3 separate regions of the Mus musculus genome follow, and regions 2 and 3 are each linked to region 1. A link is a loop called in an ENCODE intact Hi-C map of the cell type or tissue named here. Cell type or tissue: heart. All regions are shown on one strand.

Region 1 (8,000 bases):
CACATCTGTTGGAACCTACACCTTTAGGACTCCAGCTTACACAGAAGGGCAGCTGAAACACCCAGCTTTGCATTAGGACCCACAAGATATGTCCTACCACAAGGCTCCAACCATAAATGGTTCCAATATATCCATGGGCCAGTGAAGTGGCTCAGTAGCCTGATGTCTGATCCCATGTTGGATGGACAGAGCTAACACCTCAATGTTGTCTTATGACCTTCTTGTGTGTGCCATACTTAATTAATTCATTAATTCACACACACACACACACACACACACACACACACACACACACACACACACATATGTGAGGAATATTGCTGAAGGGATTCCTACTGCAAAATGGCCACTTAGAGGGATTCCCCCCCCCCCAAGGTTAAACTCAAAGGCACGCAGAGGTCACAGCAGTTGAAGAAATTAAGATTATATCTCCAGCTGGCAGCAGAACTTAGCAGCTTCAATGTGGCAACAGTGAAGATTTACACCAAAATTCCAGAAAACCTCTGAGGCCAAGCACTGTGTATTCAGGTAAGATTTCCTGCAAGATGGATGTGAGATGCAGTTGCTCAAAACTGGGAAGATCAAGCCTAATCCCCAGTAGAAACCATAAGATGCTAGAAATACAGAACCATTGGATAGCCACTGAGAAGAACATCAGGCACACAGTGAAACTGGCCCAAGAAAGAGTCTATGTGAGCTTCAGCAGGCAGGGCTGAAGAGGCAGGACTGTTGGAGCCCAGATGAGTTGATCATAAGCCCTAGGTGCCAGATACGGATGGTTTTCTGCTTTTCTTGATGGCTTTCAGGCTTATTGTAGTCTCGTTTCTCCATCTTGTAGTGCAAAATTTATTCTGAGCTATTATGTATTGGAAATATGCAACTTGCTTTTTAAGAAAAAGTGCTATGTGGACTGAAGAGATAGCTCAGCATTTAAGAACACTGGCTTCTCTTGTGGAGGACCTGAAATTGATTCCCAGCACCCATGTAGCTGTTCACAGCTGTCTGTGACACTGGTCCCAGGAGATCTGGTGACCTCTTCTGGCCCCCATGAAACACAGGTTGTACGATACATGTGGGCAAAACATTCCTACTCATTTAATTAATTAATTTTAAAAATTAAGTGTTGTGTCGTTGAGCGATACTGTTCCTGGGGAGATGTAAACAAATGTTCACTCATCCCACACAGGGAACCAACAACAGACCAGAATAAAGGTGCAGCAAAAGTCCAACTTATGGAAGTGTGGGTGAGGATTCCCTACACTAGCAAAGATGATTCAAAGCCAGCTGCATCACCAAAAGCTTTTATTAACAAGGATGACAGCTCGAAAAAAAGCTGGAATCCTAAAGCTCACTACATGTACAACTTGCAGGTAACTCAATAGGTCAAAGAGTCTCTCCACTATTTTTACAGCTTACATCAGCTTGGAAAAGGTGGGGGCCTGATGAATCTAGTCAGTTTCTAGGACTTCCTGAAGCTGTTGAGTTGTTTATTATTTGGTACGTGTTTATTGAACATGTACCATATAAATACAATGGAGTGTTATCTACCCATAGAAAAGTGTGAAGTCACATCGTGTTCAAGAAAATGAACAGAATAGCTCAGCTCAGAAATGAACAGAATGGCTCACATGGCTCAGCTCAGTCAGATTATGTTCATTCTGGACTCTTAGAAATCTCTGCCTCTGGCTATGCTCTCCCTTTTATCTACAATAAACATCCTTCTCTACCATACCTAGGGGCAGACATATCCTTTCTTTATTATTATTTTTTCCATTCAAGTGTGAATCACTTGCTGATGACTAGCAGAGCCCAGCTTTGACCTTGGTCTGTCTTACACCAAGCCAGGTGCACATTGCTTTCCTAATAGCCTGCTAAGAGTCAGAGAACTTGTGAGGGGGTTTTTCAGCAGTGAGTTCCTTGACTGTGTGCCAAAGGACACAGCATCATAGCTGGTGCCTATGCCGTCAATCTTTCATAAAGCAGGTGTTAACCACGTGCTTCATTCTGTCTATTCTAACCATGTGTTAAGTAGTATGGTAAACACCCCCTCCTTTTCCCTCCATCCCTCCCTGGCTGGTTGTAAAAAAGTAGTGATTAGGGGAAATTGCTTATACGTGTAGAAATTCATACTTTGGGGAGGGCTCAGTAGGGCTAGCATTCTGTGATCTATTGAACAGTATTATCTATGTTCTATTGAACAGTATTATCTATGTTCTATTGAACAAAGCAGCTCATCAGAATAGGAAGGAGCCATTTCCAAGATGGCTGACTCTTATGGTGGACAAACAGTTGGGGATCTCATGGCCTTTCAGACAAGGCCTCTCCTTGTGGCTACTTGGGTTTCCTCTTAACATGTCTATTGGGGTCAAGATCTTGTAGTGTAGTGGGACTGGAAGGAAACTGTGGACCTTCTATGATATAAATGCCACATCCGGGAAGTCATGTGGACTGGCCAGAGTCAAGGAGAGGAGCGTTAGCTTTCATCCCTGGACTGGTTCTTTAGAGAAAGAGTCAACAGTAATATTTTGATGTTTTCACAGGGCATTGACATCTATGAAGTTGATGTTCAAGAAACACATAATCAAGTTAGCAAAAAAATATAAAACTAAAAATGTTAATTATGTGTCTGTCTTAGGGTTTTACTGATGTATACAGACACCATGACCAAGGCAACTCTTAAAAGAACGACATTTAATTGGGACCAGCTTAAAGGTTCAGTGGTTCGGTCCTGTATCATCAAGGTGAGATTAAGGTAGGCATGGTGCAGGAGGAGCTGAGAGTTCTACATCTTCATCTGAAAGTTGTTAGCAGAATACTGACTTCCAGGCAGCTAGGGTGAGAGTCTTAAAGCCCACACCCACAGTAACACACCTACTCCAAGGCCACACCTTCAAATAGTGCCACTCCCTGAGCCAAACATATTCAAACTACTACAAGAGGAAACAAGGTGCAACACCCAAGAGGGCAAAGGGACAAAAGGGCTGGGTAACCAAAATGGTTGGATTATATAGGTAAAAACAGCCCAACCCAGCGACCCATTCACCACTACCACCATCTGGCTAGAGAGTTCAGTGTAGGAACAGGGTATGCAAGGATCCTGTAACAGGTAGGGGCTGAGAGATGCTGAGAGAACCTGGAGATCAGACCCACTTTGATATGTCAAATAGGCACTTCAGTCATTTGTTCCAGGGTTTAAGACTTAACTATACTCTGATCTCAAATACCTCCTTGGTAATCAGGATACAAGAATAGGACTAAAGTGCCATACCCACTCCAGTGAAGTCTTCGTGGCAAGTCCAAAAGCTTGGCCACAATCCTGAGGCAAAAAGTTTTACAGAAACTTGTCTCCTGGAGAGTCTCTGGTGCCCCATAAACAGATTTGTCCCTGCGATAGTGTGGAAGGTCTTGCATGCTTTCTTGCAGTATTTTACTGGATAAGAGCTAAAACTCTCAGGGCTAGTTCAACAAAGTAAACTTGGAATTACAGCCGAGTCACTCCTATATGCAGGAATTTACAATGGTCTAGGAAGAAGGAGGGTTGTGGTTTAAGGAGGAACTAGAGAATTGTATTATTCAAGAAAAGGTTAGCTAGAGCGGAAAACCCCTGGTGGTGGGTTGTACAATAGACCAGAATTACACCTGAGCATATTAGCACTTTCACCTGGCTCTTGTGAATAGTTGACTTTAGATAGGACTGATCTTATCTCAGTTGTAAACACTGCCTGGTTCCTGTTACCTTTTATGTATGCATTTTCTCTGTTTTGTGTAAAGAGTCATTATGCATCTCAATGTACCTTGGCTGATGTATCACCTAACTTCCTTGTTTTTCTTCTGGGTTATAAGTCTGATGCTCGCTTTGAGACATTACATTCGAATACAGCACTCTCTCTGGTGTCCATGTCTGTTTGTCATCTTGCTGACTCCTTGCCCACCTGAGTACCAGGACCCTGAATCTCCATGGGTTGAGGAGTCCAATCCACAGCACTAAAGGATCTGGAGGGGCCATCACTGTATCTTAGTTTAAACTCACCAGCAGCAGATCCTGATCTAAGGATTCCAGGGTAAAGACTTTACTTGGCAGCAATCCTAAGACAAGGCTTCAACTGCCAAGCATCTTTTTGGGAGGGTATCCCAGGAAACATCAGAAACATTCCTGGGGAAGTGGAGTAGGAAAGAGAGACGGGAGCCAAGGGCAACGTGAAGGAAGTTTACAATGCAGTGAAGACCCAGTACTGCTTCAAAGGCAGTGTCTCTCTAGAGTGTGGAGCCTGCACAACAAGGATCAAGGCTAGTTACTGGGGCATGGAGCTGTGACATTGACCATAAGCACAGCTGGTGTGGAAGGTTGCAGGCACAGTGAATGGTATTTTTCCTGCTTTGCCACAAACACATGAACACATATTACATATATACACACACAGACACTAAGATGTGTGCATGCTGTCACTTAGACACATTCAGGATCACCAGTGCACATAAGATGTAGCATATCTGTGGGCATTCACACATAAACATGAGAATTCTTGGAGGAATTAACTTTATAGCCTGGTGCCTCTGACCAGCAGAGGGAGCCTCTTACACACATATGAGAGAAACAGGGAACCTCCTCCCCAGCCTCCTCTTAAAAGCATCAATCACACAGACTGTATATGCAGGCCTAATGGTGCCACCTGAAACCCTGCCTTAAGAAAGAGTGTTGGCAGGAGGGCATAAAGGTGTGGCTTGAACTGTGGCCCCACCTCTCCCTTCCTCCTCTCATTTATTCACCTTCACGAGGTTCATTAATTTCAAACTTTATGATACTGCAAGACTCACAGTACCAGGGAAAATTGAGGAGCAGAGAAGAGCAGTCTGCTGCCCAAGGCCACCTCTAGAAAAGGCCCTGACCAGGATTAGCTCTCATAAATACTGCCTTCCCAAACCAAATTTTTGTGATTGTTTTGTTTTGTCATGTCTCTGGAGGAGGACAAGGTTACATATGAAAAAAACTGAGAAGTCTTTGGAGAATGACGGGCTTGTAGGAGCTCCTCCATCCTGGCGACACTGTAAGAGCTAGTGGCTAGGATTGAAGTCTGTAAGCTTACTACTCAGCCGGCAAACACCGTGGACAGTGGACATCAGCCGACGACCCCATCACATGCCACCAGGACACAAGGCAGCTCTGCCACTGCCACGGTCATTAAATTCAGTTTAGCAGATCCTCTAGGCACCTGCTGGACAGAGGATCTGTGCTGAGACCCCAAGATAAGGATATTGAGTGAGTTGCTCCCCTCTGAGACCTGTTTTAGCATCTATTAAATGAGACAATCAGAGTCATCCAAACTGTGGCTATTAACCAAGGGCATGTGGGAATACAACTGAGTCGTGGCAAGAGTCATTCCATTGATACGAAGCCCGGGCTGACCATGTCTTTCCCAGTGCCTGCTCATACCTTCCATGACTCCCTGTTGCTCTCTGCCCACTACCCTTCCTCCAGTCTGCTCCCACACCCAGATGTTACAGTTACTGTAATGAGATTCAGATGAGACCTAATGCTTCCCGTGTTCTTCCCAGGCTGAGGTGGGTGAGCACTCCATTCCCAACACATCCCTAGACCTTGCTTTCTTGGACACTGGGTGTCCACCTGGCCCTAGCTGGCCTTGAACTTGAGATAGAATGACTCTTGCCAGAGCTCAATTGTCTTCCCGCGTGTTTGCACCTGATCCACGCATTGCTCCATGGTTTGGATGACTTCTGATTATCTCATTTAACAGACACTAAAACTGCTGTGAACTTTTTGTGCTCTTTCCCAACCCAGGCCTTTGCTGACACTGTTCCTCTGCCTGGGACACTCTTCCCTTCCCACAGTCCACTCAACTTCTGCTCTTACTTCAGCCTCAGACTTCCCGTGATCCTCCACCCCCCATACCTCTGTCACATTCACCCAGAACCAGGGGTCTCATGTTTGAAGCATGTGTCATGCATGCATTGTGAATAATCATTCACAGGTATAATTGTTCAACTTCTGATCCTCTCTGATGAGAAGGAAGAACTAGGCTGGGCTGGATGCCTGGCCCCATGCCAGTAGACATTGAATTAATATGCAATCTATTGACCAAATAAACGGAGCACAAATTGTCCCAAAAAAAAACCTGAGTTTAGTTCCAGATCAAATAAGTATGTCCCAGTTGCTTCCCGACTGTCAAGAGGCCCACCTCCCCACCTTGGGCTCCAAATCTAGGACCGGATGAGATGGACGGTGTTTGGATCCTCTTGCTTTTACTCTCACTCTTAAAATTGAGAAAACTCAGCAAAGGGACGGTGACCAAGAAGGAAGGGGCTTGCAAGGGCCCAGGTTTACAAAACAACAAAGCAAACAGCCTAAATCCTGAGAGCTTGAACTGTCCTTTCATGGAGCTGTGGGTCTTGGGAAAGGATGTTGAAGATTCAGGACTGCAACCTCAGACTCCGGCTTCTAAATCCTCCATTTAGAAGCTAACTTGGGCATAGGCAGAGGGAAAGCCAGAGGATACAACCCCAGTGGTGAGTCTTAGGTCCAAGTTTCTGTGAGCTGGGCCTAGGAATCAGAATCCGCAGGGCCAGGGTAATCTGACTGGGGCGTGGCCTAGGCCCGAGTGGGGCGTGGCCTAGCATCATTCCCTCAAGCTGAGGGCCGGTGACAATAATTCAAAGCGTAATTTCGACCTCAGAGGGTGGAATCAAATCCCAAGGGTGGAGTCTTGTCCTGAGGGGCGAAGTCAGCACCAACAAGATACTCCTCTACAAACAAAGCTTTGTCCTCCAGTACTTTCGAGGAGCGTAGTCAACGCCCTCAATATCTTGGGGGCGGATCCATGCTATTGGAGGCGTGATCTAGGCCTGAGCGGGCGGAGCCTGAATCCCTGAATCCCAGGATCCGCGGAGCAAGGGCGCACTCAGGCCCGTGAGGGTAGAGGCTCTACATTGAGCCAAAGGCCGTTCTCCGTGCGTAGAATAAGCTCCGGCTTCCTCCGCACCTTGTGGGTTCGGTCCACGCTCAGGCGGAAGCGCAGCAGTGTCAGCGCCACGACTACACGCATCTCTGCCATGGCGAAGCTCTGCCCGATGCAATTCCTGAAGGAAGGGTTCAAATGAGACTCAAGAATTCTTAGGATGTGCAACAATGGAGTCAAACGTTCAAATCCTAACACACAGCTTACTACTACCAATGCATCCTGACAGATGAGCGCCCTTATCTAAGCTTCAGTTCCTTCCTCTGTAGAACCCGAATGATGACAGCATCACAGAGCTATTGGAAGTATGTGAGTCCAGAACCCGGGGTCCGACATAATGGAGGAGTACCCTGTTCTCAAGGACGGAATTGCAGTCTGATTCGGAACCTCTTGGTTCAGTTAGGGAAGCAGAAAGGACTTGAGTTGCCTAAAATTACTTGTGGGTGTCGCTTGGTCCCTGCTTCCATGGGGCACACTCCTGATCCGACAATGACTCTGCCCCTCCCATGTTTGGGGTTAGTTTGGGTCCTTACCTGGGACCTGCTGAGAAAGGTACAAAGGCCAGTGGAGAGCGCTGCTGTGGGGTGTCCGGGTCAAAACGGTAAGGATTGTATACCTAGACAAGATTGCCTGGGTGAGTCTGAGGACTGTCCCAACCATCCAGCCCACCTGCACCTCAACCTCTGAGGACCCCTATAGCTGGAACACCTTGGGGCCATTTGTTCCAATCTATCACACACACTTCAAACTATTCATGCCTGTCCCCTGTTGTCACGCACCCAGGCTCTTTTTCTACCTCAGGGCTTTTGCACTTAATGTCTTCTCAGCCTTGAACAGGCCTGTTCTTCATACTCATTAGGTCTCAGTTCAAACATTACCTTGTCTTTGGGGCCTCTCTGGATTTCTTGAGAGTAATTCCTCCCACCTCATCTGTTTGTACCTCCTTAGAACATTTAGCAATGCCCAAAATGATCTTATCTATTGGCTAGTTGTCGTGAGCTTTACTTTAAGGTCCATGAGGGCATACGC
Region 2 (8,000 bases), 61 kb after region 1:
TTTCCTCTAAAAATTAGTTAACTCATTACTTTAGTGGGTATGTGTATGCGCATGAGAACTGCCTTGGTGCTTATCTGCAGGTAAAAGGAAAGCATGTGGGAGTCAGGTCTTCCCTTCCACCATGCGAGCTCTGGGGACTGAATTCAGGCTGCCGGGCTTGGCAGCAGGCATATTTACCCACTGAGCAATCATGTTTTCCTGTTTTCTTGATGACTGCTATTTTGAGTGGGGTATAGTGGAGAGTGGGGGTACTTTACACACTCATTTTTATTAGTTGGCATGTAAAGTTATAAAAGCCATGAGAAAAGGAAATTGGTGTTATATAGCACAATTTATTCACTTACCCACATATAAGAATATAAATAGTCTATTGTAATCCTAAACTATCAACAAAGGTGATGTGTAGTGGTTTGAATATGTTTGGCCCAGGGAGTGGCACTATTTGGAGGTATAGCCCTGTTGGAGTAGGTGTGTCACTGTGGGCATGGGCTTTAAGACCCTCTTCCTAGATGTCTGGAAGCCAGTCTTTTCCTGTTTGCCTTTGGATCAAGATGTAGAACTCTCAGTTCCTGCTGCATCATGCCTGCCTGGACGTTGCCATGCTCCTGCCTTGATGAAAATAGACTGAACCTCTGAACCTTGTACGCCAGCCCCAATTAAATGTCATCCTTCTAAGAATTACCTTGGTCAACAAATGAACTGCCTCTTCCTTCAAGCATCCAGCCTGAGCGAGTGTGTAATCCTGGTCACAAGCAGCTGATAAAGCAGTACTCCACGAGCCCACCCTAAGACTGGAGGCAAGACCAGGCCTGAGTATTGATGCCGGGAGGGCCTTGCTCGCACGTGGTAGACGCAAGGTGCCCTGGAACCCAGTCTTTAGCACCAACCCTAGTCGGTAGGAAAGACAGAAGTAAACCAAGTCGGTGTCCGAGCTCAGAGGTGCTCTGACCTTTGCTCATCTTCTCTAATGAGTGCGTAAATAAAAGTTGCTGAGCCTTTCCCTTCAACACCTAAACAAGCCCATCTTGGAGAACTTAAAAAAAAAAAAAAGAAAAAAAAAAAAGAATTACCTTGGCCATGGTGTCTGTTCACAGCAGTAAAACCCAAACTAAGACATGATGTTTCTACATTAAATGACAAAAAAACAAATAAATAAAAAATATATAAGCCAGGCCAGTAAGATGACTTAGCAGGTAAAAGTACTTGTTGCCCAAGCCTGAGTTGATCCATGGCGATGCACAGAGTTGTCCTCTACTCTCCAGATGGATGCCATAGCATGTGCTAATAAAACAAAACCTGAGACAAGGCCCCGCTATGTAGCCCTGGCTGGTTTCAAACTTGCTGTGTAGACTACGCTGCCCGGCAACTCACAGATCCTCCCGCCTCTGCCTTCCAAGTACTGAGATTGAAGACATACACTACCATGCCCAACCTAAACCAATAATTTCATGTCTGGAATCCTTGGACTCTAGGAGCAGAAGCAAGAGAATCACTCACAAATTCTTGGGCAACCTGGGTTACAAAATGAATGGAGGCCAGCCAGAATTACATAGTAACAAGTAAAACCCAAAACAAAATGTGTGCCAATGATTCGTGTGCAAGATACATATTTTTCTTTTTAATTTGTTTTTTTATATTATGTGCATTGAATGTCAAGGGCCAGCCAGGGCTATGCAGTGAGTTCCAGGACACTTCTATTACTGTGAGGCTCTCTCTGTCTCAAGAAACAGGATGCAGGACCTCTGAGTAAGATGGCAGACAAGAAGCCTTACCACTTAAACTCTGGAGGAGAAAACAGCAAAGGGAGTGGCTAAAAAGCTTCTACTTGGCAAGAGACAAGATGAAGTTCATCCCCACCTTGGCCAGGGAAGATTCTTTCGCCGTGGGCAGCAGTTAGAAGGCAGAGAATAAGGTCTCCGTGAATGTTCAACCCTAAATGGGGCATCTACACTAGCTCCTCCCTCCGAGGCCTAGGGAACGTCCTGGAAGAGGGGGCAAGAAAAATGTGAGAGCTGGAAGCTGGGGAGGGGAGCTATCCGCTGGATGTGAGTCTCAGCAACTGTGACTTCTTGCACAAGATCAAGCCAGTTAGAACTTCCAGCATGAAAGGAGGAGGGGCTGCTGACAGTGGATGGCTCTGAGGTAGAGAAAGTAGGAATTTTTTCAAGAATGTGGCCCCTTGATGATGGCCCTGATCCAGATGGCTCCACACCCTTTCCTACAAGAGCAGTTCCAATTGGACTTAGTGGGTTGTTTTTAAACAACGAGAAAATGAAGTTGGGAAAAAAGAGAGGAAGGATCTGAGATAAATTGGTATGATCAAAAGAAGGAAATTCTCAAAGAGCAGGTAATGGGAAGGGAAACCTAGCATCATGGTGGAGCCTGCCTGTGATGGGGGTTTGGGGGGAGGCAGGTGGGAGGACAGAGAGATGGCACTGTGACTAAGAGCAACATCTGCTCTTCCAAAGGACCTGGATTTGATTTTGAGTACCCACGTGGCCACTCACAACTGTCTGTAACTCAAGAAATTAGACACCCTCTCTGGACTCTGTGGGCTATGCATGAACATGGTACACAGGCATACATGCAGGTGAAACATCTAAGACATAACAATAAATAATAATCTTTTTATTTTAAAAGTGGGGTCGTGGTGGTGCACACCTTTAGTCCCAGCACTCAGGAGGCAGATACAGGTGGATCTCTGTGTGTTCAAGGCCAGCCTGGTCTACAGTACTAGTTCCAGGACAGCCAAGGCCACACAGAGAAACCCTGTCTGGGGATGGGGAGAGGAATGGGTGGTGGAAAAATGGATCAGTGGTTAAGGGCACACACCTTTAATCCCAGCACTCAAGAGGCAGAGGCAGGTAGATCTCTGTGAATTCAAAGCCAGCCTGATCTACAGAACAAGTTCCAGGGCAGCCAAGGCTACACAGAAAAACCCTATTTTGAAAAACAAACAACAAAACAAAACAAAGAAACTCTCTCTTGGACATTATCTTATCCAGACTAGGATGGCAATGAATTCAATGTGTAACTGAATCTGGCCTGAACTTCTGATCCTCCTGTCTCCAACTCTCCAGTGTCAATGTGCCTGTCTCCTGTGTCCCTCTTTTGAGGGAGTGACACCAAGTTAGCCTGTGGGCAGTGGGGGTTATTTGCCCAGGCCCTCCCCTCCAGGCCCATTTACTCCACTCAACCTGGGCCCTAGCACTCCCTCACGGACTGAGCTCACACATCTACATAAAGTCCTGCATCTTCATTTACAAAACTTCTTCCCAGTTCCAGGATGAGATGCCTGGATGATTAAATCTCTCCCATCCCTTCCAGAAACTCAGCTCAGGACACCTATTGCCTATTGGAGACTCCTGGAGGCAGAGAGTCAGCAGCTCCAACAGCAAACAGCTTTTATTTCCTTTGGTACTCTGGACTCCTCTAATCCCTGTGCTGGCCTAAACCAGCTTCAACAGCTTGGCAGCTGCTCTAGATGGGCTTCAGTCCCGGCCCTGAGGCCCGGAAGCCCACAGGAATCTAGGGGCGCTCCAGATGAGGAAATAATGGAGTCCTGTGGGCCCGGATTTGCCTCAGATGTGGGAGCCCTGACATCAGGTTAATGAGATGGATTACGCCCATTGGCTAGACTCTGCCATAGCTGGGGCCTCTGAGACAGATGTGTAGGACAGAGAACCCTGAGCACACCCTCCCACGCACTCCCAGGGCCCTGTTCCTCAATCCCAGCCCACACAGTGTTGCATCTCTGTGGCCTGATTCCACCTTCACAGTGTCTATGGGAGGGGCTCTCCTTCCATTCTCAAGGTGGACGGAATGAGGGCAAGTCATGAAACTACTTACTAGAAGTAGAGGCAGACCAGGAATTTGTTAAATGTTTTAAATGAGTTTTTACTGTTTAAGAATTTCATACATGCATGCAATGTGTTTTAATCAAATCTCTCTCTCCCATCACCTCCAATTCCTGCCTTATCTCCTACTACTCAACTCCCTCCCAATTTCATGTAAATTTTTTTTAACCCAGTGAGTTAACACTAAATGCTGCCTGTATCTCATGGATGTAGGATCATCTACTGGAACGTGAGCAGTCTCTCAGATGCCACAACCTTAAAGGAAACTGACTCACCCCCTCCCGACAGCCATCACTTGGCTACTGGTAAACAGCCTCTCAGCTAGGGTGGGACTTCCTGACCACCCCACCACTTCATGCTGTGATTCTGTCTTCGATTGTGTATGCATCTCAGCCACCATGAGTTCATGTGTGCCAGGTGTCCCCTGTCATGTCCAGAAGACAGTTTCGTGGCAGTCACCCATGACCTCTGGTTCTTGCAATCTTTCTGCCTCCTCCTCTTCCAAGATCCCTAAGCCTTAGGGAGGAGGTGAATGACCCATTTAATGCCGAACACTCTGGCATTTCTTATTCTTCTCACATTGACTAGCTGTAGTGAGAGAGATGAGACAGACTGACTCCATGACAGACTTCAAATTGACAGTTAAGGAGATTGATTAGGCCTAAGAACTGGGAAGTCCAGGGAAGCCCAGGCAAGTCAATTACTAATAGAAAAACCCAGGCTCCAGCCTTCACGCCCCGATAATGGTTCTGGAATGCCTAGAGATAGAGTAAGAGAAAGCTCACCTATCCCGGAATTCCCCTAATGTGCAAGCTCACTTGGTTCTCTCCATTTTGGAATGAGAGATTCCAACATGCTGGGCTTCTGCAGAATAAAACGCTCCTGGCTTTTGCACACCATTTGGGTCTGAAGCATGATTCTCCAGCGAACAACAAACCCTTACATTAGGACTCTTTTACATTCCCTATCACGTATACATTGGGGAAGGGCACGTGCATGGCATATATATGGAGGTCACAGACAAAAAGGGCAGGAGTTACTGTTCCCTCCCACCATGTAGGCTTCATGGAACTCAAGTCTGCAGGCTTCACCCACTGAGCCATCTCGTGTGTGTGTGTGTGTGTGTGTGTGTGTGTGTGTGTGTGTGTGTGTGTGTGCATGATTTATTTGTGTTATTTATATGATTCCTTTACCTGCATGCATGTCTGTAGGCTACATGCCTGTCTGGTGCCTGCAGAGATCAGAAGTAAATATCAGATCATCTGAAACTGGAGTTACTGGTGTATGTTCTGGGAACCAAACCCAGGTACAAGAACGATGTTCTTAATCACTGAACCATCTCTCTAGGCCTGAACATATCTTTTTAAGTTATGTTGATTGATTGATTGATTGATTGGTTGGTTGGTTGGTTGATTGATGCCAGCGTGTACATATTGAAGGTCAGAAACAACTTGAGAGATTAGTCCTCTCCTTCTACCATATGGATTGGGAGTGGGGCACAATTAAAATCATGTTGTCAGGTTTGAGAGCAGGTGCCTTTCCCTCCTATGACGGTCTGAATAAGAGTGGTCCCATAGGCTCATGTGTTAGAATGCTGAGTCACCAGGGAGCAGCACTGTTTAAAAGGATTAAGAGGTATGGCTTTGTTGGCGGAAACACGTCACTTGGGGTAGGCTTTGAGGTTTCAAAAGCTCACGCCAGGCCCAATGTCTCTCTGTCTGTGGATCACGATGTAGCTCTCCAACTACTTATCCAGAACCATGCCTGCCATGCCTGCTGCCATGATCCCTGTCCTGATGATAATAGGCTAAACCTCTGAAACTGTAAACAAGCCCCCATTTAAAAACAATGCTTTCTTTTATAAGAGTTGCCACAGTCATGATGTCTCTTCACAGCAGTAGAACAGTGGTGACTAAGACAGACAGACAGACAGACAGACAGACACACACACACACACACAGAGTTTGATTTTTTTTATACCCATTAAAAATTTTGAGCTGGGATGAGAGAACAAATGTTTATCACACATGATAATTCCATCTCCATCAACAAAACTCAAATAAAAATAGCTCACCTATTTAAAAACTGTTTAAATAATGCAATTTTATATCATATAAATTTTATATACCACCAAAAAATGTTTACGAAAACAGTCAGCCCATTAGCTGGCTCTATTCAGTAATATATGTAAGATCTAGAACTGAATTAAAAAAAAACAGACACAGGGCTGGAGAGATGGCTCAGCGGTTAAGAGCACTGACTGTTGCTTCAGAGGTCCCGAGTTCATTTCCCAGTGGTGACATGGTGGCTCACAACCTCTGTAATGGGATCCGATGCCCTCTTCTGGTGTGTCTGAAGACGGCGACAGTGTACTCATAAATAAAATAAATCTTAAGGAGAGAGGAGGTGGGCTGGGAATGCAGCCTAAGAGAAGAATCCCTGCATAGAACCTCCAGTGAGGGGCTAAGAGCTTGGCTCCCTGATGAAGAGCCGTACCCAGCACTGAAGAAATAAAATCTCATTACTTATCAAATCTCAACTCAGGGGCTACAGACTGCTTCAGTGATTAAGAGCGCTGGCTGCTTTTCCCAGAGGACACAGGTTTCACACCCAGCACCTACTGTAACTATTCTAGGAGATCCGACACTCTCTTCTGGCCTACACCTGCATGTCATACACAAACATACATATAAACAAGACACCCATACACATAAAATATATTTCTTTTTATTTTTGTTAAGTTTATTTTATGTATAAGTGCGCTGTTGCATGTACAGTTACGTGCCAGAAGAGGGCATCAGATCCCTTCATAGATGGTCATACTCTTAACTGGCTGAGCTATCCCTCCAGGCCACCTAAAATATAAATAAGTAAATCTAAACAGAAAAATTCAACCCAGGACAGAGCAGAATGGCACATACTTTAATCCTACCACTCTTTTTTTTTTTGTTTTTGTTTTTGCTTTTGCTTTTGCTTTTGTTTTGTTTTGTTTTGTTTTGTTTTGTTTGGGGGGGGGGTCTTCGAGACAAGGTTTCTCTGTATAGCCCTGGCTGTCCTAGAACTCACTTTTGTAGACCAGGCTGGCCTCAAACTCAGAAATCCACCTGCCTCTGCCTCTGCCTCCCAAGTGCTGGGATTAAAGGCGTGTGCCACCTCCGCCCGGCTTAATCCTACCACTCTCAAGATAAAGGCAGGTGGATCTCTTTGAGTTTGAGGCCAGCTTGGTCTACAAAGTGAGCCATTAAAAAGAAATCTCAATTTTAAAAAAAATCAAATGAAAAATCTTGAATTGGTATGATGAGTTAGCTGGTGAAGGTACTTGGCGCTAAGCCTGTACCTGTACCTGATTGACCTGGGTTCAATCACTAGGACAGACCCAAATGGTTAAGGAGAGAACCAACTCACAGAGGGTTCCTTTGACCACTCCATTAGTCCTGAGGAGAAGTCTTCTCCACAATGCATGCAGTTTACATCGTCATCACCATCACCATCACCAAGGGTTTTGCAATGATTGCCGTGACTCCTACCACAGTAGAATATGACTTGATTTGTTTCTAGGATTCAGAATTTGCAGGTCTAGGGAATGAACCTAGGGCCTTAGTATATACTAAGCAAATACTCTACCACTGAGCGATATCCTCATAGCAAATTTCTTCTTCTTTTTCTTATTTTATCTATTTGTGTGTGCTCGTGTGTGTGTGTGTGTGTGTGTGTGTGTGTGTGTGTGTGTGTGTGTATGTGTGTGTGTTGGTGCGTGTGTATATGTGTAGATGCACTATGGTGTACATGCAGAAGTCAGTTCTCCTATTCCACCCTGTGAATCCTGGAGACCTTGGCACCTCACAAAGCCCCATAATGAGTGCTTCTCACCCTGATCACGATCCCAAGTTTAGCCCTGCTTTAAGTTCCTGCCCTTCTGACTCTGATTCTTCAGAGAGCCCCTAGGCTCTGCCTGTCTCTGCCAGTGCTCCAGGTTCTGATCAGTGTTTGTTTGCCTGAGATGCTGGCTTACTAACTGACAGACAGCCCGGAGACGCTGCTTTCTCCTTACAGGCAGGCCTCGAGAACTAGGAGGGAAGCTTGGGGAAGGGGGTGATTCATTATGGAATCTCCAGATTTTCTGCTGCCACCCAGGCCCAGCCC
Region 3 (8,000 bases), 150 kb after region 1:
TCTGTGTAGCCCTGGCTGTCCTGGAACTCTATAAACTAGGCTGGCCTCAAAATCAAGGGATCCACCTGGATCAAAGGCTTGCCCACTACCAGTACCTGACTTGCCCAGCCTGACTTTATTTCTTTAAACAATGCTATTTTCTTGCTCAGCTAATGTTTACTGAACATTTCTAAGGTAATAAGATTCTGTTATCTCCTACTTTTTTATTCCTTGTATCTTTTCAGTTCATCATCCTCACTAACCAGCCAAGTGCTGGAAAGTGGGATAATCTAATTAGGTGTGGACAACTCTGGGCAGCAGCAGGTCCCTCCCAACCCTGTTTTTCTCTCCTCCCCTACTGTGTCTTTATGCCTGGGGAGGAGGGTTTAACAGGCTCAGTGACAAGCCTGCAGGGGTGCTCTTAGCCCAGGAATGTGTTCTTTTGTATGGTGGCTCTTCTCATCCTTTACTGTCATTGGTCATATCCAAGACAGGAAAAGAAGTGGGATTTCTCATGCTAAGAACTGACCCAAACATGTTTCTTCATAGCAATTTAAAATATAAAATCCATTTTTTTAAAATATAAAGGCGACAAATTTTAAAAGTTCCAGTGACAGAAGTAGTAACATGGAAGTCCTTCCTACCTACTACATAGGTAGTAGCCAGCTGTATCTTTGTACACAGTAACACGTTACTCTACACTGATAGCTGTATATTTTTGCAAGGATCGTATACCATTCTCACAACAGACCTTTTCCTAAAACTCCTGAGCATAGCTTAAGTCTTTGCTTAAACCACTCCATGGTCTCAAAGAAACAATCTTAACTTTTAGGCTAAGCTCAACCTGTGAGGACATCAGAAATTAAACAAGACCTTGGGTGAAATCACACCAAGTGCTACAAAGTAAACTGCAGGATCTAGAGATATCATGGGGCTGTACTTTATCTAGGATTCCAGAAAGTATGGCACTCCAAAGAGGCAGTACACATAAAGCGGACTTATGTCGCATGTTCCCGGGTCACATGCACATGGTCCACTGCAACTGGCTTTCTTTTGCAAAAGTGGGGAGAAATTATCGTCAGGACATTGTATCTGGACAAATGGTAAAAACAAGCCCTTTTAATCACAGCAACAGCCTAATCTATACTTCTCTACCTCCCCTGCCCCAACTAAATTGTGAAGAACAGTTTTGGCTATCATATCAACTATTTCAGTATGTTTCTTTGAAGGATCTAGGCCTTTTAAAGAATGCCATTGTTATTACCCCTAAAGAAACTGCTAACAAGAACTGAGAGGTGGCTCAATGGCAAAGAACACACACTGCTCTTACAGAGAACTTGGATTTGGTTCCCAGCACCCACATGGCAGCTCACAGTAACTCCAGGGTATCCAGTACCCTCTTCTGACCACCTCAGGCACTGGGGGTGCATGTAGTTGCATAGACATATATTCAAGCAAAACAAATACATAAGCCTAAAAAGAATTGATAAACATTCCTTAATACCAATAGAACACCTACTTTAACATTTCTCAAAACCATAAGAAGGTACATGAATCATAGAAGCAGAGCTTGCTGTAGTTTATCCATTGTTTTATTTTTAGGGTTCTTCCAAGGATACCTCCCATGGTGACTTTCCACACAGCCAGGAGGAGCCAGGCATAGTGCTTAGAACAAGGCTGGTACTGGGTTACATTTTTCGTTTTGTGGAGCTGAGCATTGAACATAGGTTCTTATGTCAAGCATTTGCAATAATATATGATACATTGAGATATACTACTTGTATAACAAATAGCATACACATAAACAGTTATTTTTAAAGTGGTTTTTGAGAGGCAGGAGAGATGGCTCAGCAGTTAAGAGCACTAGCTGTTTTCCCAGAGGACCCAGGTTCAATTCCCAGTACCTTCATGGCAGCTCAGGGCTGTCTGAAACTCCAGTTCAGGTGATCTGACACCCTCACACAGACACGCGCAAGCAAAACACTAATACACATAAAATTTTCAAAAGCATCTTTATTTTGCAGTTGGAGAGCTCACATAAGGCCTTCTGTACATGCTAGGATAAAATGTTTTTCCACCAAGCTATATCCTTACAAACACTATTAATTGTTATGTAACGATTAATAAGAAAATAATATTTACTATTTACTTTGTGAAACTGGCCCTAATTCTTTACCCCTCCTTGAAACGGGGACTCACTGGAACCCAGAGTGGCTTAGAATTCATATAGTATAATCTGACCTCAAACTCGAGTCATTCTGTCTCAGGCTCCGGTATTCTGGGGTTACAGAAGTCAGCTACTACACATGGCCTTCTTCGTTTGTTTTAACGTTATCTCACATAACGTTTGTCAGGACCTTGTTTAGCAGTTAGATACTAATTTTCTCCTTTCAACATGGCTTTACCATTCTTGACTTCATTTCAGTGGCGGGGCGCAAGACGGTCGTCTCTGCTCACGCTGGCAAGTGTCTCGCTCGCACACACCAGGCGAGCACACGCGTGGGCTCGGACCTCTAGGTTGCATGCAGCTCCGCCCCTTCGAACCTTTCCATCTTCTCCCCTTGGCCTATTGGCGCAGGTTTTTGTTAACAGGAGGCGGAGAGTAAGGCGGGGTCGTCGGGGGTTGGCAGTATCTCCAACCACTGTCACGAAGAGGTGTAAAAATAGACAGGTAGCGAAACCAATAGGCGTGAAGTCCGAGGTTTGCAGAAGCCAATGAGATAAGGAGGCGGGGCTGGAGCGTGTGTGGAAGGACCCCAGGGATTGTTGTGGCGTCAGACGCGCAGAGTAGCGGTCTGTGTCCACGGCTCGGGTGTTCTCTGCGGCCATGAGCTACACAGGTAGGCCCAACAGGGTGAAGGCAGCGCTCTGGGCCGGGGCGTCAGGACGGGCTGAGTCATGCTAGGATCTCCTCTTGTAGTGTCGTGGTCATTGCCCTCTGTGGTCACAAAATGGCGTCTTAGGCTCTTCCCTTCGGGGTCGCATCCCTCAAGCTTCGGCTCTCACTGACCTCAGCCGGGCATCTTGGACTCTCCTGGCTACTCAAGGATTTGCTTGTGTCTTCTGTGACCGTAGGTCTTGGGCCTCAACGTTAGGTTCAGGCTTCCCGCACCTCCGTTCGTCATTCCCTGGCTAGTGCCCCACGGACACCCACGTCTAAGACGTCGCTTCTCAGGCCTGAGCTTCTGAGATCAGTCCGTTGGGGCGGCTGCTGTCGCCATTGCCTCCCTTGAGCAGTTTCTGTGCAAAACGTCGCAGACCCTTACTCATGGCACTCCCCCCACTTCATCTGGTATAAAGCGGGAGGGGGGGAGAGCCAACCTCCCCTACCTCACTCCCCCAGGGGGCGGTGAGAATCTGTAAATCTATATGAAGGCTCTGAACCGTTGCAGGGAGCTTTAGAGAGCAAGCTTGAACCCTGGTGACGAATGACTACTTTCCACTCAACTTACCGAATCAGGTGCTGAATAGACACTGAATGCTGACAAGAATTTCTTAAGCATCTTATAGGCGAGGACAGACAAAATACAATAAATATATTATTTTGGGTCTTGGGTATCCTGAAGAGATTCAGCCATTACACGGAGAGCTTTGAAGCCTCTGGGAAGGGTGACGTTTAAGAAGAGATGTAAGCAAAATAGGAAAGAGTAAAGATAGCTGTCGCTGTAAAACATACTGGGCTGGAACCGCCTACCTACTTAGATCAGTGATATTTGAGCAAAGAGGAAGGTGGGTGAGGAGCATGGTGAGGGGTGTGGAATATGCTTGAGTGACTGTAGAATCATTCTTGAGTGAGTTAGTTGCCAAGGCTCCCTGGGTTTGCCAATGAAACTTATCAGTCAGTGCCACAGACAGTGCCTCCCACTTTACTGGAGGTATTTCAGGCTTGAACTTAAGTGGTTGCTGGATAACCCACATTCTGTTTGGAATGTTTAAGGCTTTCAATGGAACCTGAGCTTTATGCCAGTCCTCCTAAGCCCCTGGGTCAAATGCTTGCCAAGAACCTTGGGATTTTTAACAACCATCCTCTAGGCCAGTGGTTCTCAACCAGGGTGATTTTGCCTGCCTCACACCTCCCAGGGGTACATTTGGCAATATCTGGAGTCCTGTTTTGTCTTATCTATATAATGTGTGTATGGGCAGGGGGGGGGTGGAGGTGGGGGACTGGTATGCAGTGCTACTGACATCTAGTGGATAAAGGGTAGGGCTGCAACTCTGCAGCCTGAAGCGCATAGTATGGCTTCCACCACAACATACTTTACTTTATTTACATGTATCTGTCTGCATCTACATGTATGTGTTTGTGTGAGTGTGTCAGCCATGTATGAAGGTGCCCCTTGGGACCAGAAGAGAACATGGGTCCCTTGAAACTGGAGTTAACGGAGGGTTGTGAGTGAGCCGCCTGACATGGGTTCTAGGATCTGACTCTCGTCCTCACAATTGAGCAGCATATTTCCAACCCTTCAGTGTTTTTTTTTTTTAATAAATTTGTTTATTTAATTTTGTTCATATGAGTGTTTTTCCTGAATGTGTGTGTCTGTGCACTGCCATGTGAGCGCCTGTAACTCTATAAAACTAAGGGTAAAGATGATTATGAGCCACCCCCATGGCTTCTGGGATTGGGGTCCTGGCCCACTGGAAGAGCAGTACTCTTGACCACTGAACCATCTCTCCAGTTGCACTCCCCACCCCAGTGGTTTTTATAGACAGCTATTAAATCATTAGTACTTAAAATTTAAGCATCTTGAGAAGGCCCTGGACCCCCAGGGGTGGGAAAAATCTAATTGGACACAATCTCTTTAGGAAGGATGGCAAAGACTCGGTCTCTATATTTGTGTTTTCTCTTTCCCCAAGACCTGGGCTCAGTTCCTCTCCTTGGAAAGTAAAGCTGAAGTTGAGTCCACAGCTTTCTTTTTTGGAGTCCTTGTAGCTGGATGTATTTGCAATTCTACCCTGAAGAAGTATGGTCTCTTCACCTGGGGTCAAGGTGGTACCCTGTAACTGAATACACTAGGGACAGCTTAGTGATGTAGTGTTGGCCTAGCTTGCCAAGGCCTTGAGATTAACTCAACTCAAGGACCTCAAAGCAGAAACCGTATTGATTTTGCACCACATACATAAACGGTATTCATTCTCCCGGGTCCCTGTGGCCTCGGTGTAAAATTGTTCACGTTTGCAGAGGGCACTTACTCTGCTTATGAACTGCTATGGTTGGAAGCCTGGAGGTATCCAGCCTCCTTCCCAGTTCTGAGAGTCCTCGATTTGTAGTGTTTTGTTTTGTTTTGTTTTTTTTTTTTTTTTTTTTTTGGACTTAAAAAGTACTGACTTTTCAAAGAATTTTGGACAGGGAACAGGGTCTTAATGAGGATGAACTGAGACCTGCAGCTAAAGCACCCAGCAGGGAAGCATTTATTCAGTGTGCAATATTGACTATGGTTGCTGTGGTTTTGTGTGTGTGTGTGTTTCAGGGGTGTCTCACCCTGTTTCAGCACCTTGAACCCATGGCAGAACTTGTGCCTCAGCCTCGTGAGTGCTGGCATGTAGGCTGTAACCTTCACTGAGCAGCAGCAGTATGGGAATCTGTACCCACATGATTGGTGTTTGATATGCTTCGGTTGTAACTTATTTTTATTGGAAATGCTGTCATTGATTTTTGAGTCAAGGGCTTAGTGTTTTAATCATTTCAGCACTAAGTGAAAAGATGTACAAGATACATATGTTAGACAAGGCCTTCCTAAAACTCACAATCCTCCTGCTTCTGCCTTCCCAGAGAATAGGATTAAAGGTGTACTGTGTCTGGCTTCATAGTGACCACTGAGCAATGAGTGTCCCTTATCTAAATGCTTCAGACCAAAAGGACTTTGAGATATTTTTTGGATTTTGGACTACCCCTAGTGATGTCTTGGGTCAGACCCAAGACTAAACAGTAAATCATTTACATTTCATATGCATCTGTATACATAGCCTGAAGGTTTTTATTTTGACTGGTTTTGGTTTGGGTTTTGTTTTTTTGTTTTTTTGTTTTTTGAGACAGGGTTTCTCTGTGTCGCCCTGGCTGTCCTGGAACTCACTCTGTAGACCAGGCTGGCCTCGAACTCAGAAATCCGCCTGCCTCTGCATCCCAAGTGCTGGGATTAAAGGCGTGCAGTACCACTGTCTGGCTGGTTGGTTTTGTTTTGAAACAGGATCTTACTATGTAGCCCTGGCTGGCTTTGAACTCACAAAAAGATCCCCTAACCTCTGCCTCCTGAGTGCTGGGATTACATGTGTGTACCATCGTGCCCAGTTGCCTGATAGTAATTTATATAAAATAAATTATGTGATTTTGTTTACTTGCATTTGGATTGCAACCTGTCACATAAGGAAAGTCAGGTCCAGTGTGGAATATTCCTTTGTAGCCTCAAGTTGGTAATTAGAAAGATTTAGACTTCGGTGCCAAGTGTGGCTGTCCTATAATCCCAGCAGAAGCAGGGGGACTGATTTCGAGGCCAGCCTGGTCTGCAGAGTGAGTTCCAGGACAGCCAGGGCTATACAGATAAACTATACGAAACAAAAAGTTTTGCTTTTTAAGTAAGGCTTTAAATTTTTAGGTTAGGGGCTGGGAAGATGGCTCAGCAGTTAAGAGCACTGGCTGTTCTTCCAGAGGACCCAGGTTCAATTCCAAGTATCCACATGGCAGTTCACAATGGTCTGTAACTCCTGTTCCAAGGGATATACACCGTCATACAGAAATACATGCAAGGAAAGCACCAGATAAATATAAATAATTTCATAAAGAGAGAATTTAGGCACATATCTTTTATTTAAAAAGAGAAAGAGAGAATTTAGGTTCATGCTTTCAATTCCATCACTCGGAATGCAGGTGGATCTCTGAGTTTGAAGCCAGCCTGGTCTACATAGCAAGTTGCAGGACAGCCAGGGCTGCACAGAGAAACTCTTATCTTGAAAAACAAAAAAAGATTTTAGGTTAGAGCCAGGTGTGGTGCTACACACCTTTAATCCAGGCACTCGGGTGGCAGAAGGACGTCCAGGGCATCCAGGCTACTCAAGAGAAGTCCTGTCTCAAAAAACAAACAAGAAAACTAAAAACCAGATTTTAGGGTAGAGATGCTCACACTATATTTAGTATACTTATTTCCATATAAACATGTGAAACATAGGTAATATGTTTCAGCAATGAGGTCTAAGGATAAAACTTGAAGATGGAATTCTTACCCATCAGTACATACTTCTTCATATGGGGAAACTAAAATTGTAAGTCAGGTGGCTTATGTTTATAATACCCAGGACACTGAAACAGGAGAGATACTGTGAATTTGACACCAGCCTTGGTCTCAAGTGAGACACTCTATCAAAATACAGAAACAGCCAGGCAAGGAGGTGCAAAGATTAGTATTAACATAATTTCAAAACTAACCCAATGTTTGTTTGAAATGGAAGTAGCTTTTCTCCCCGGCCCCTCCCTCTCTCTCTCTTTAAAAGAAATTTTCGAGACAGGGTTTCTCTGTGTAGCCCTGGCTGTCCTAGAACTCACTCTGTAGACCAGGTTAGCCTTGAACTCAGAGAAATCCATCTGCCTCTTCCTCCCAAGGTGCACCACCACTGCCTGGTCAGAAGTAGCTTTATTTATAATAATGATTTGATTCCTTATGTAACTGAATGATATTTTGGATTCATTTTATGCACCAAAATAGACTAGTAGCTTAAATGTTTACACGTTTTTTCATAGTCATTGTAACAAGTTAAGCATGACCTGTCTGTACTGATTAATGTGTTCAGAGGTCTAATTAAAGTATGGAATCTATAGGTTTTAGAGGTTTCTGAACTGAAGGGAGACTTGTCTGCTAATCTGTATTAAAATGCTATTTCAGTTGCTCACTTTCTTATGGCTGCTTTGGGAAAATTAACCACCTTGTGCATATGTTTAGGTTTTGTCCAAGGATCCGAAACCACTTTGCAGTCTACGTACTGTGACACCAGTGCCCAGCCCACCTGTGATTATGGTGAGTGTGGCTCCTAGT

What was found. Hi-C counts contacts between places; a loop is a spot of excess contacts. Peaks named below come from ENCODE experiments on the same cell type or tissue, not always from the same donor. Only the 100,000 strongest peaks of a DNase experiment are listed, where the experiment ranks them.
Region 2: a loop joins it to region 1, with 2.3 times the contacts of the local background. A loop is called at or near these places in 5 of 42 quality-filtered maps.
Region 3: it touches region 1 in a loop (8-fold over the local background); 32 of 42 quality-filtered maps call a loop at or near these places.

What each region holds. Positions count from the first base shown.
Region 1 is chr17:32,491,394-32,499,393 of GRCm38, reverse strand. It overlaps Cyp4f39 (cytochrome P450, family 4, subfamily f, polypeptide 39), which reads right to left. Exons shown (of 14, transcript NM_177307.3): 13 at 7,505-7,587; 14 at 6,074-7,092. The coding sequence ends at 6,915. Among named protein-coding and RNA genes, the nearest start is that of Cyp4f17, 11 kb to the left of the region's middle. In heart, a CTCF peak has its summit at 4,559 (motif pointing right); DNase peaks (open chromatin) are centred at 4,613 and 6,853; H3K4me3 peaks cover 1,041 bases; H3K27me3 peaks cover 728 bases.
Region 2 is chr17:32,430,831-32,438,830 of GRCm38, reverse strand. No RefSeq gene overlaps it. Among named protein-coding and RNA genes, the nearest start is that of Pglyrp2, 14 kb to the right of the region's middle. In heart, a CTCF peak has its summit at 6,638 (motif pointing right); DNase peaks (open chromatin) are centred at 3,490 and 4,280.
Region 3 is chr17:32,345,306-32,353,305 of GRCm38, reverse strand. It overlaps Akap8l (A kinase (PRKA) anchor protein 8-like), which reads left to right and starts at 2,729. Exons shown (of 14, transcript NM_017476.2): 1 at 2,729-2,819; 2 at 7,908-7,982. The coding sequence starts at 2,807. In heart, a CTCF peak has its summit at 4,206 (motif pointing left); DNase peaks (open chromatin) are centred at 2,655 and 4,055; H3K4me3 peaks cover 2,467 bases; H3K27ac peaks cover 1,958 bases.